Linked DNA regions of Mus musculus: region 2 is linked to region 1. Evidence: chromatin loops called from intact Hi-C (ENCODE). Cell type or tissue: gastrocnemius. All regions are shown on one strand. Each heading gives the region's core, and the rest is flanking DNA. Links, peaks and the distances in the headings are about the cores only. Region 1 has its middle 250 kb from the start of Lmx1a. Region 2 has its middle 4.0 kb from the start of Gm34535.

Evidence for each region. Peaks named below come from ENCODE experiments on the same cell type or tissue, not always from the same donor. Only the 100,000 strongest peaks of a DNase experiment are listed, where the experiment ranks them.
Region 2: it touches region 1 in a loop (14-fold over the local background); 17 of 42 quality-filtered maps call a loop at or near these places.

The regions. Positions count from the first base shown.
Region 1 is chr1:167,939,086-167,944,467 of GRCm38, forward strand. No RefSeq gene overlaps it. Among named protein-coding and RNA genes, the nearest start is that of Lmx1a, 250 kb to the left of the region's middle. In gastrocnemius, for the core only: a CTCF peak has its summit at 3,042 (motif pointing right); DNase peaks (open chromatin) are centred at 3,075, 3,255 and 4,297; H3K4me3 peaks cover 459 bases; H3K27ac peaks cover 306 bases.
Region 2 is chr1:169,456,300-169,461,681 of GRCm38, forward strand. No RefSeq gene overlaps it. Among named protein-coding and RNA genes, the nearest start is that of Gm34535, 4.0 kb to the right of the region's middle. In gastrocnemius, for the core only: a CTCF peak has its summit at 3,286 (motif pointing left); DNase peaks (open chromatin) are centred at 2,863 and 3,289; H3K4me3 peaks cover 261 bases.

The sequences.
Region 1 (5,382 bases), core at 176-5,175:
CTTCGAAGGGAAAGCTTAGACCCTTGAAGCTGAGACCCTCAGCAGGCGATGCCCCAGAGGAGGAGCTCATCTAATATAACATTCGCTCAATTTCAGGGACTTCAAAGAAACCTTGATCCATCAGAATGGTGCGTGCAGTCTGCAGTCTAGAAGATCCTGGATGTTCTCATATCACCTCATGCTGTAGGAAGAGTGGCCACGAGTGTCTGCTTTGGAGAAGGCCTTGGATAAGTGGCGAAGAAAGGCCTGAAAAATCCAAAGGGCAAGAGATGTAGAGGGCAGGAGTCTACAATGCTATGGCAGAAGTTAAAGAGGAGAAAGTATGCACTCTAGCAGTGGCGAATACCACCACGGGCAGAGCCTTGAAGGCCTGGCATTGTGTGCCCACCCGAGCTCAAGGACAAAGGCTTCACAGGCAGAAGATGCGGAATGGAGGGGAATCATGAGTAGGGTACCCTGGCAGTTAGAAAAGGCACAGTGGACAGGAGTCGCCATTGGGGGGTACACTGGGCAGAGTCTCCCTTGAATCAGTCATTTTTTTGTATTTTTTTCCAGGATAGCAGCTAGGATGAGGTAGGGACCCAGAATTCAGTTGGGGAAGATGATGAACATTTACGGCCTTTCTGACTCTGTTTAACAAAGACCATATTCTCTTCATGGGTAACTCTCTATGGTTAGCCACCCTTGTTAAACAATTTTCAGGAGTTAGGCTCACAGTGTGGAAGCTATCTGCAGCGCCCAAGCAAACATCTGGTCTCGGATCACCACGCTTAGTTTTAATAGCATGTTGTCTCAGTTGGGTGTGGTTTTGTTTTTTATTGGACACAGTGTTTAGAACTAAGAACCAGGGCTTATGCTTTAAAGACCTACAGGAAAAAAAAAAGTCCCTAAGACTTCTATACTTTAGCAACTGAGGACAACTCAGTCTGGAGAACCCAAAGCCCAGAGCTAAAGCCATCAGCTCCATGGTCATCATTCCTGGTTTTAAGGACTATTCTTTGCCCTCTTGTGTTGCTGCGGTAAAATCTAAGAGACACTGTCCAGAGCTCCACCTGGTACCCCGGCTACCCTATCATTCTGACGCTCCAAGAATCCCCGTTTTCTTTTGGCCACCCTTGTGTTCTCTGAGATGCCTTGTCTGCCATTTCAAGATGGGATCACTGTCCTTTGGAAACAGCACAACCATTACTGTCTTAAAACCAAAGCAGCTTTGAGTACCCACACCAGCCCTCACATTGGGCCTATTAGCTTTGCCCTGTGAAAGGGAAAAGAAACTCAAAAGCCTCATGAAGTGCTCACTAGACTCTGTGAGATAGGAATACTCTCTTCACCTGAAATACCTAAGTGGTTAACAGTTTCTGGCGAATGGAGATATTCCTAGGTGGAGTAGCTGCCCATAAATTTCTCATGATCCTGTAGGTAACTCTAATAAAGTTATTATTATTACCAAATTGGACTTGGATGAAATGATTTCTTTGGTCTGGCATTGGTGGACTATGTGGAGTGAATACATATTTGTTCATGTATCCCAAGGAAAATAACACATTGTCCACACAGAAGGACACGAAGATAGCACAGCTTCAGGTCACAGAGAACATCTGGTTAAGAGACTCTTATGCTCCCAGGAGGGTCCAGGTCACCGGGGAATCTGCCAGGTTCTGTCCTCTGGGATCTTCAGGAACTTGTGATGTTTTGTTTCCTGTTAGCTTCTGTGGCTAGGCTTCGTGTGGCTAGGCTGGTAGATATCCTAAGATGCAGTGAGCAGTTCAGGAGACCCCGTTCTGTCCCCACCAACTTTGTTCATGAATGCCTTTTTTTGCGAAAGGTCAGTGTTCAACGAACCTAGAAACAATTCTTTGCTTTACCGGATATTTTTTACTGTTTCATTTTTAAAACATCATGGCCATCACCGTCGTCATCATCATTATTATTGTGTGTTGAACACGCAGAGGTCAGAAGACGACTTCGTGAGGTCAGTTTGGTTTTCTCTTTCCATCTTTATTTACATGGAATATAGGGCACAAACTAGGATTGGCAGGTTTGTGCTGCATGCATCTTTACCCACTGAGCAGCCTGGCCAATGTTTAATCATAACAATAAAGACAACAGCTACAGTAGCAGCAGCAAAAACAACAACAGCAACAATAGCAACATCAACAAAAATAACAACAGCAGCAGCAGCAACAACAATAACACCAACAGCAGCAGCAACAACAATAACACCAACAGCAGCAACAACAACAACAACACCAACAGTAGCAACAACAAGGACGACAACAACAAAATAACAGCAACAGCAGCAGCAGCAACAACAACAAGTGCCCCACAGCAGCAAAACCAGCCGTACCTTCAATACCAGGACAGATGGTCCTTGACTTATGATGTCTCGTGTATGAGGGCTGAACTTTACAGCATTGTAAAAGTGATGTGAATTCAGCAGAAAGCATGCTTCACATTTCAAATTTTTGATCAATTCCTTGGCTAGTGACAGGCATCATGACCCCGTCTCCAGGTTGGACAGTGTCAGTCAGCCGCAGCTCCCAGTCAGCCAGAGCATCAGCAGCATCGTGAGGAAAAACAACTGACAATGCTCAGGCAGTTGCTAAGCTGTGACATTTGGCAGTTAGGATTAAATGCACTCTGACTTCTGGCATTCTCACTATGATGTATCTATCGGCTCGGCCAGCACCTCTGAATGGTACCATCCCAACTGGTGCATTAATGCCTGTCCTTTTTCTAGCTTATCTGTCATTAGAGTCAAGGAACTTTATGTTCTAGGATACTCAGATCTGGATATTCACATACTTAAATACAGATTGCCTTGCTTTATCTAATTGACTAATTTAAATTTTTATTTTGTTTTAAAAATCACTTCCTTTGTATTTTTTTTGTAATAAGTACTTTTGTTGACTATTTCAAAATTACACAAATAGATACAATATGTTGAATACAAATAGCAAAAAGGAGTAGAATGTGACTGACACAGGGTGGTTAAGAGACATTTAAGGCTCAAGCGATTGATGCAATTTCACAAGAAATCCACTGGATGGCGCAAGAATCTCATGCAAATACGTCAGGGGTGGCTACTAGAGAATTCCATTTCTCTCACATTAAATCAAAAGTGATACAAATTGTTGTAAAAGGTGTGCATCTCCCCCACATCCTCACAAGGGATTGTATTTTTCTCCTTTTTTTTTTTGGCCTGTGTGTTGGCAAGGCACTAGTCTCCTGTATTCACGGTCAGAGCCGGCCCCTGAGTCTGTTTTCCCTAAGGTTCAATGCCAAGCCTTCAGACGTGGCCAGTTGCGCGGGGAAAATGACTGCTTTAGCTTTGGTAAAAATCTGAGGAGCAGAATTTTGAAGAATGAGAATTAAAGCTGTACTCCACACTGTGTTGAAGTTTGCCATACCAGCGTTACCGGCTCTGGGACAAACAGCACTGTCTTCTCCCCAGCGTAAAACACAGCATTAATATTAACATGGAGAAAGGGCCAAGCAAGAGAAACTGCATTGATGCTTTTATTCATTTATTTATCAGAGCAAAACTATTTTGTGTATGTGTATATGTGTTTGGTCATGTATATATGTATTCCGTGTGTGTGTGTGTGTGTGTGTGTGTGTGTGTAGGTCAGAGGTTAATGTCCAGTAGCTTCCTCAGTTACTCCCTTTGATGTCTTGTTTTGTTTGTTTTCATGGTGAATAATGTGTAGTTAAGATCAATAGCTGTTTGGAGTGTAGCTCAGTGCATGGGGCCCTGGGTTCAATCCCTAGCACCTCTAACTACAAGTCTATCTTTGGGGCTGGAAAGAAACTTCAGTGGTTACTATTGCATCCTGCTCATACAGAGGACCCAAGTTCAATCCCCAGCTATCAACCACCTGTGACCCCAGCTCCAGGAATCTAGTGCCCTCTTCTGGCCTCTGTGAGTGCCTGTGATCAATTGTGTAAACAGGTGGACACCACATAATTAAAATAAACCTTTGTTTTTTTAAGTAAAGAATTATCCGCGGGATTTAACTGGATTTCAGTGGAGCTGGAACTCCATTTAAGTGCTCCCAGATTTGTTGGCAATAGCTAGAGGACCATAATCAGGAGTCAGACGGACTTGTGCCTTCTTCTCCCCGCCAGCCTGATTGATTCTGGTTATTCCAACATAGAATTTCTTCCCAGCCTGGGGCTTATTGGCCTTGGCACCTATGACGAACAAAGTGTGTCATTGTCTTTGTCTGACATGGCTGACTTGGCAGTCAGGGGAAACTGGATGACGACATAGTGGTCGAGTTTGTTTTTCCTGGACATACTCTTGCCAAGGGCATTTGGACCACATCCAGAGTGGCCCTGCCTTGGGCTGCCAGAAAGTGGGTGACATGTACCCCTTCTCTTTTTTGTGACTGTGGACGTCTTTCTGCACCACTTTCTCGATCACGAGAGACTTTGGCTCGGAAGCTTTTGGTCTTCACTTTCATGGTTGTATTGGTCTCCACCTTAGTTTTGAGGCAGGGTCTCCCACTAAGCTTGCCAATTCCCCAACACTGCTGAGCTCGCCAGCCCCAGGGACTCCTCATGTCTGATGCCTCTGCTCTGCCCAACTGTGTATGCTTCTGAGAATCGAACTCTGGTCCCTATGCCTTTAGGGCAAGCACTTTAGCAACTGGGTCGTCTCCCAGCCTGGAAAAGTTATTTTATTTTATTTTATTTTATTTTATTTTATTTTATTTCATTTTATTATTCAGAGCATCTTCCAGATCTTAACATACTGTAGAGGCCTCAGCTGCCCGAGGTCAGGCAAGGGAAGGAGCCCTCACAATTGAAATCTGTCTCTTTTGTGTCTCACACAGCTCCTCGCCTAGGTTTCTATCCACATTTATAAGTGTGAAATGAGTGCGCAGAGCAGTTTCTGAGGTTTATTGGAAGAAACGGAGGCTGTGTAAAAAGCACAGACTGGGAACATGATGCAAAGTGGGAAGAAGCAGCTACGGTTCAAGGTCCTGGGTTCCTCAGGCTGGGGAGGCAGAGAGGCCCAGGGCAGAGACAAAATACTTGGGAAGCTCGAGGCTCCGCTCACGACCAGGTGGACCGCTCATCGTGGTGGATGCTGAAATGTTTACTATACAAACAAACACCCAAATTTGCTTTTATTTTATTTTCTAATTTCATCTGTTGCGATGCTTCACACTGCACACTTTGCTTAGAGCAGGTTAATTGCAGGATTACAAGGATGTGCGGAGGCCAGGGATTGATTATGCATGGCTCAAGCCTCCTTTGCTAAAGGAAGGTCATTTCATAATCTAAAACCATCAGCCCCTGCTGTTCCCCAAGAACTGTACCAGTTCCATTCCAAAGGTTTGCCTGCTTTAGACATAGGAAGTAGCCAAAGAAGCC
Region 2 (5,382 bases), core at 230-5,229, 1.5 Mb after region 1:
TTTTCCTGTGTGAGAGGCGCCTGTATCTCAATGTTCTTCCTCACCTCACTGGGCATCACTTCCCTGCTTCTTGTCCAGGGATCCTTCAAAGTCTTAGCCAGCGCCAGCCTGTCCTGACTAGCTAGCCCTCTCCAAGTGAAGCTAATCGACTCCCTATTAGATAGTTGGTTTGGATTGTCAGCGGATGAAAGTTAGACTCACCATGGAAACATACTTCTGAATGGGTCGTTGACATATGTGTGTATCTCCAGAAACATTGACCTGCAGAGAGATCAACCATAGACATGGGCGATGCCAGCCCATGGGTTGACCTACCTCTGTTCTGTGACTGAAGTTGCAGCTTGACCAGCTGCCTCATGCTCCTGCCAGGATGATACCTGTTCCCCTGAACCGTAAATCAAAATAAGCCACTCCTTTCTTAAGTTGCTTTTGCCATAACCACAGGAACTGTAACTGATGCCCCATCTACCTCTAAAGCCCGCTCCTCACTCGTCTCCCCTCCAACTCCCAGGACGTTGCATAGAGAAGTACACTGGCCTCTTCCTTTTAGCTCTGGGTCCCACCTCCCAGATGATCAACAGTAATCATAAATGGTTTCTGTGGTCCTCACTATTTAGACCTCCTGCGAGACAGGCAGAGCCAGCATTTCTATTTTACAAATAAGAAAACAAAGCTCACGTGTGGTTAAATTGCTCATAAAACATGCCTACCGATAGAAAGTGATAGGAGCCTGGCTGGGTCCCAGCTCTTGTCTGTGTCCTGTGTGTTCTCTAGTACCCTGTGTTCCCCCTACAGAGCATTGCTGAGTGGACAGCTGTCTAAGATATGGATACAATACTTCTCAAAATACCTCCCAAAGCCAGGTAGCTCATCCCTGTAGCCTCAGTATTTGGGAGGCTGAGGCAGGAGGATTTTCATGAGCGTGGGGTAACATGTGCTACAAAGGGTCAGATCATCAAGAGCTACAGGCTCAAATCTTTTCTCAAAAAAAGAAGAAGAAGAAGAAGAAGAAGAAGAAGAAGAAGAAGAAGAAGAAGAAGAAGAAGAAGAAGAAGAAGAAGAAGAAGAAGAAAGAATCCTCCAGGTGTTAATTTCCTATAACTTCCCCCTTGTTATTTCTGCCAGTCTACTACTACAGAGTAATGCTTTTGGGTAAATGCAGCTTTCCCCCCAGGCATTCAGTTTAAGCTCTAAATATCCTAGGATATGGTTGGCACCTCTGAGGACCCCATAATAAATGTAACTAACTTAAACTCTGAAACCTAAAACACCTAGCTTATTCATATAAAGCCCTTTAATGTTGGTGTGAGTATGTACAGTTGCATTTAGTTGCATACACGTGTACATGTATGCATGCATGTACATTTGGAGGCCATAAGACAGACTCAGCTGTCCTTTCTCAAGTGCTATCTACTTCTATGTGTGTGGGGGGGTGGTGGCATAATCTCCCCCATAGGCATGGGAAATATCTGTCTTTCTCTCCCTGGCAATAGACTGTCACAACTAAGCAATTATGCCCAGGCCATTTCAACCTGTGTTCTGGTGGACCAAAGTTAGGACATTGTTCTTTCAAGTCAATCACTTTGCCAGCTTTAGATATTATACAGACTAGATCTTGGTCTATATAAATGGGAGTGTTAGATACATGGCAGAGTTACTGTAAAGAATTTTAAGAATATACATAAAATACTGGATACACACACACACACATATATATGTATATATATAATCAATAAGTCACACAAGTTTTAAAATATAAAGTTAAATGTGATATGGGAGGCTGAGAGTTCCTATTAAATTGTTCTGCCATTCAATAACTCTATAGGTAGAAGAATAGCTGCTCTGTTAATTAATTTTCATATTTATGAAACATTGTCATTATATTATCAACACTACCCTCACAAACAAACACAATAATGCACTATAAGTTGTTCCCAGAGCAAGTAATAATAATAAAAAAAAAAACCCAGCTAGATGATAGGTTCAGTTGTCACATCACTTCTGCCATAGGATGAGCCCCAGGCGTTCCCCTGTCCAGTATCTCTTGTTCCTTCTAAACAGCAGCATCATATGCTGATGGGATGTCTTCCCGATAAAATGGACCAAGATATCAGGAAAAGGAGAGCACTGAAGATGGAAAGAGAGGGGGTGGGGTAGCATTCAAGAGGTCACAGAAACCAAGTCTGTCGCTTCCACAATGAGGTACCCAGAGGATACCCTCCCAATTAGGAGGCCCACTCCTGGAAAGGTGGCCATTGCTCTCTGTCCTCCTTGAGACACTACACTAGCTCCCTTTGCCTCACCAAAAAGTACCCCTCCCTGCTCCTCAACACCCACATCCATCATGGACCAAGTCTCTTCCCACCATTTATTGACACTCATTTTCCCGTTCCCCATGTGTGCAAACGCAGTGTGGCCTTTCTGGCAAGTGGAAAGAGAAGAGGAATGTGCCGGGGCACCCTCATGCCAAGTGCTAGAATGCCCAGTACTGTGTATCACTGCACGTAATGACTTGAGAGAGAAAGAGACAGACAGACAGACAGACAGACAGACAGAAAGACAACAGATCATCTCAGGCAGAGGCAACAGAGAAGCAGCACCCATATACCACCCCCTCTCCCCGTTGCAACCTAAAAAAGGACAATCAGGTTGTCTTCATGTCCAGAGAGCAGAGGTCAGCTCCAGAACGAGGGAGGTCACTGTCGAAAATGGGCTTCAGGACCCAATTATGTCCCTCATGACATTGGTTTGCAGTGCAGAACCAATTTGAAAATGTGGCATGATCAGCAGTTTCGCCCCAGGAGAGTCCAGGACCAGAGGAAAGGGGTGTCATAAATCAAGCCTCAGTTGCCCTGAGTGGGAGCCCCGGGCTGGACTAGGCCAGGCGGCTGTGAGGCAGGATTGAGATGCATTGGCTGAGCTGTGACGGTGACCCCCAGACTGAAATAATTGGGGTTGGGGGAGGTGCATCATGGGTCAGACTAAAGGGTGGTGAGAGAATATAAGGGGTGGGGACTGGGAGGAAGAGCTTTCAAAAGGCCTGCCTAGACAATGACAGGCTCTGGTCAGAGTAATTATCTGCCATGTTCAGAAGTACTGCATTCACTTTTAAAGGACACACATACGCACAAGCCACACAAATACACAGGCACAAAAGGGAGAAAAACCCTCCTGAGAGAAAACAAAGTATGACTACTATACAGCAAAAACAGTAGATCCCAGAGGGAAAGGCGATTGAAACTTAGGAACTTCATTCCAAAGTAAACAGTGCCCTCTAGAGGCACGAGGCTCACATGCAGGTGAAGTCAAACAAAAGAAGTTTCGGCGGAAGTGACCCTCGAGCTTTAGATGGCCTGGAAGGAGGACGATCCCATGCATTTCCTCTTCAGACTGAGTATCCATCATCCTTTCCCCAAGGCAGGTTTACTCCAGTGACTGTGAGGATGCCTTTAGCTGAACACACTTGCCAATGGACTGCTGTGTCATGGGAAGTTTCATTTATAAAATTGAGTGTATGTGTGTGTCTGTGTGTGTGTATATATATATATATTTATATATGTATATATATATATGTATGTATGTATGTATGCAGAGAGAGAGAGACTTCAGGATACTTTGTAGCGTAAATATTTTTGAAGCCTATATTATGACATATTCTGTCAATTTCCTCAATAAATCTAAATTCAAAATTGATCTCACAAGTGCCAGGCCAAGTGATAAAAGGCTAATAGGAGACCATTAAAGGCAGAGTTCATTGAGTTCCCACCATGAATCTCTCCAGAAGCAGAGTCTACTCTGGTCTCCCTTTCCAGGCTTCTAGTTAGACGTTTACCACACATCTCAGCCACTTCCTTACCAATGCCTCCCTCTCTCCTCCCTTTTACACAGCTGTCCCTATTGGGGAAAAGAAATCCTAGCTTCAAATAACCAGATGCAACCTCAAATTGAAACCCACTGGCATCAGGCCACATGCACAGTGATCTGAGATTCCATTGTGTTGTCACATCATGGCTGACAGTGACCTTCTCATTTGGCTGGTGGAAGGAGCCATCAACGTAGTCATGGGAGATATCCAAGTTGGTGTCCAACAACAACAAAAAAAAAGTGTCTCTTCCTTCCCTTCTATAGAGAAATAGCAGAGACTCCAGCCACCAATCTCTTCCTCCTGGGTCCACACTGCATCCCAAATGCCACCAGACAGGTACCCAAGTCATTGTCACCCAGCCACCCATCCCTACTACCACCATCAGCATCTGGTGAAAACAAACTTCTCAGGCATTTAATGTCCCTTTCAGTCCTCGTTCTATTGCACCTTCTAGCTCACTGCCTTCTGGAACATTCTAAGACAGACCATCTGCCTTATGAAGGCTACCTCACCCATTTCTACTCCCCTCTGCAAAATTCAAAATGTCTACCATCTCTCTCTCTGCCAGACTCCAGACTCATCTTTGTTGAGGTCTCTCCAGCTATTCCCAACCTTTGATATCTTGACCAGTTTGGACTCTGGAGAATTGAATCAACTTATTCCTACAGTGTTGGGATTGAGCCCAGGGCACCCAGGAGCACACATGCTGAGAAAGTCCCTTCTACCGCTGCCCAGCCCCTTTTCATGCCTTATTAATTTAAAATTTAAAACTATATAAAGAATGATGCACATCTCTAAGTATGGACATGGAAAGATGACTGCTTCATTGGTGACTTGAGGGAATAAATATAATGTGTATTTTGAGCCACTTTTGTTTTAAAAAAATACACACACACACACATGTGTGTACACATCTATAAACACACAGTTACAATGGACAGGGATGGTCAGGAGTTTCTACTTTTTAAACATTCTATGATTTTGGGATTTTTTAAACATTTTTTCATTCTGTCTGTATATACTTTTTGATTTTAGAAAAACAACATTTTTCAAATAAATCAACAAACATTCACTTGCCAAGTGTTAATCTAATTGCTAGGGGGCCTCTAGGGTGGTCTTGGCTTTCTACAGAATTAATATCTGGGAGAAAAATTCAACAGAAGACTGAGACAGGAATATGCAAAGAGCTATGAACTTAGTCAAATCCAGGGGAACTCGTAGACATAGGATGTCAGCTTTGTTGGAGGCTAAGCAAAAGAAAAAAAAATTTTACTGGAGGACCAGGCAAATGAAAACCACACTAGTGTCTTACTGAGTGCATGCCCACTGAGTGGAAAAGAAAGCACTGGGCACTCTTGGTGGAGGGAAAAGACTCACGATAACAAAGGTGTTGGCCTATCTAGGGAGGAGCAAGCAATTCTGCATGTGTAAACAAGAACATGTAGGAAAAGGAGAGAAAGAAGATGTTAGAGCAGCGGTTCTCAACCTTCCCAATGCTGTGCCCCTTTAATACAATT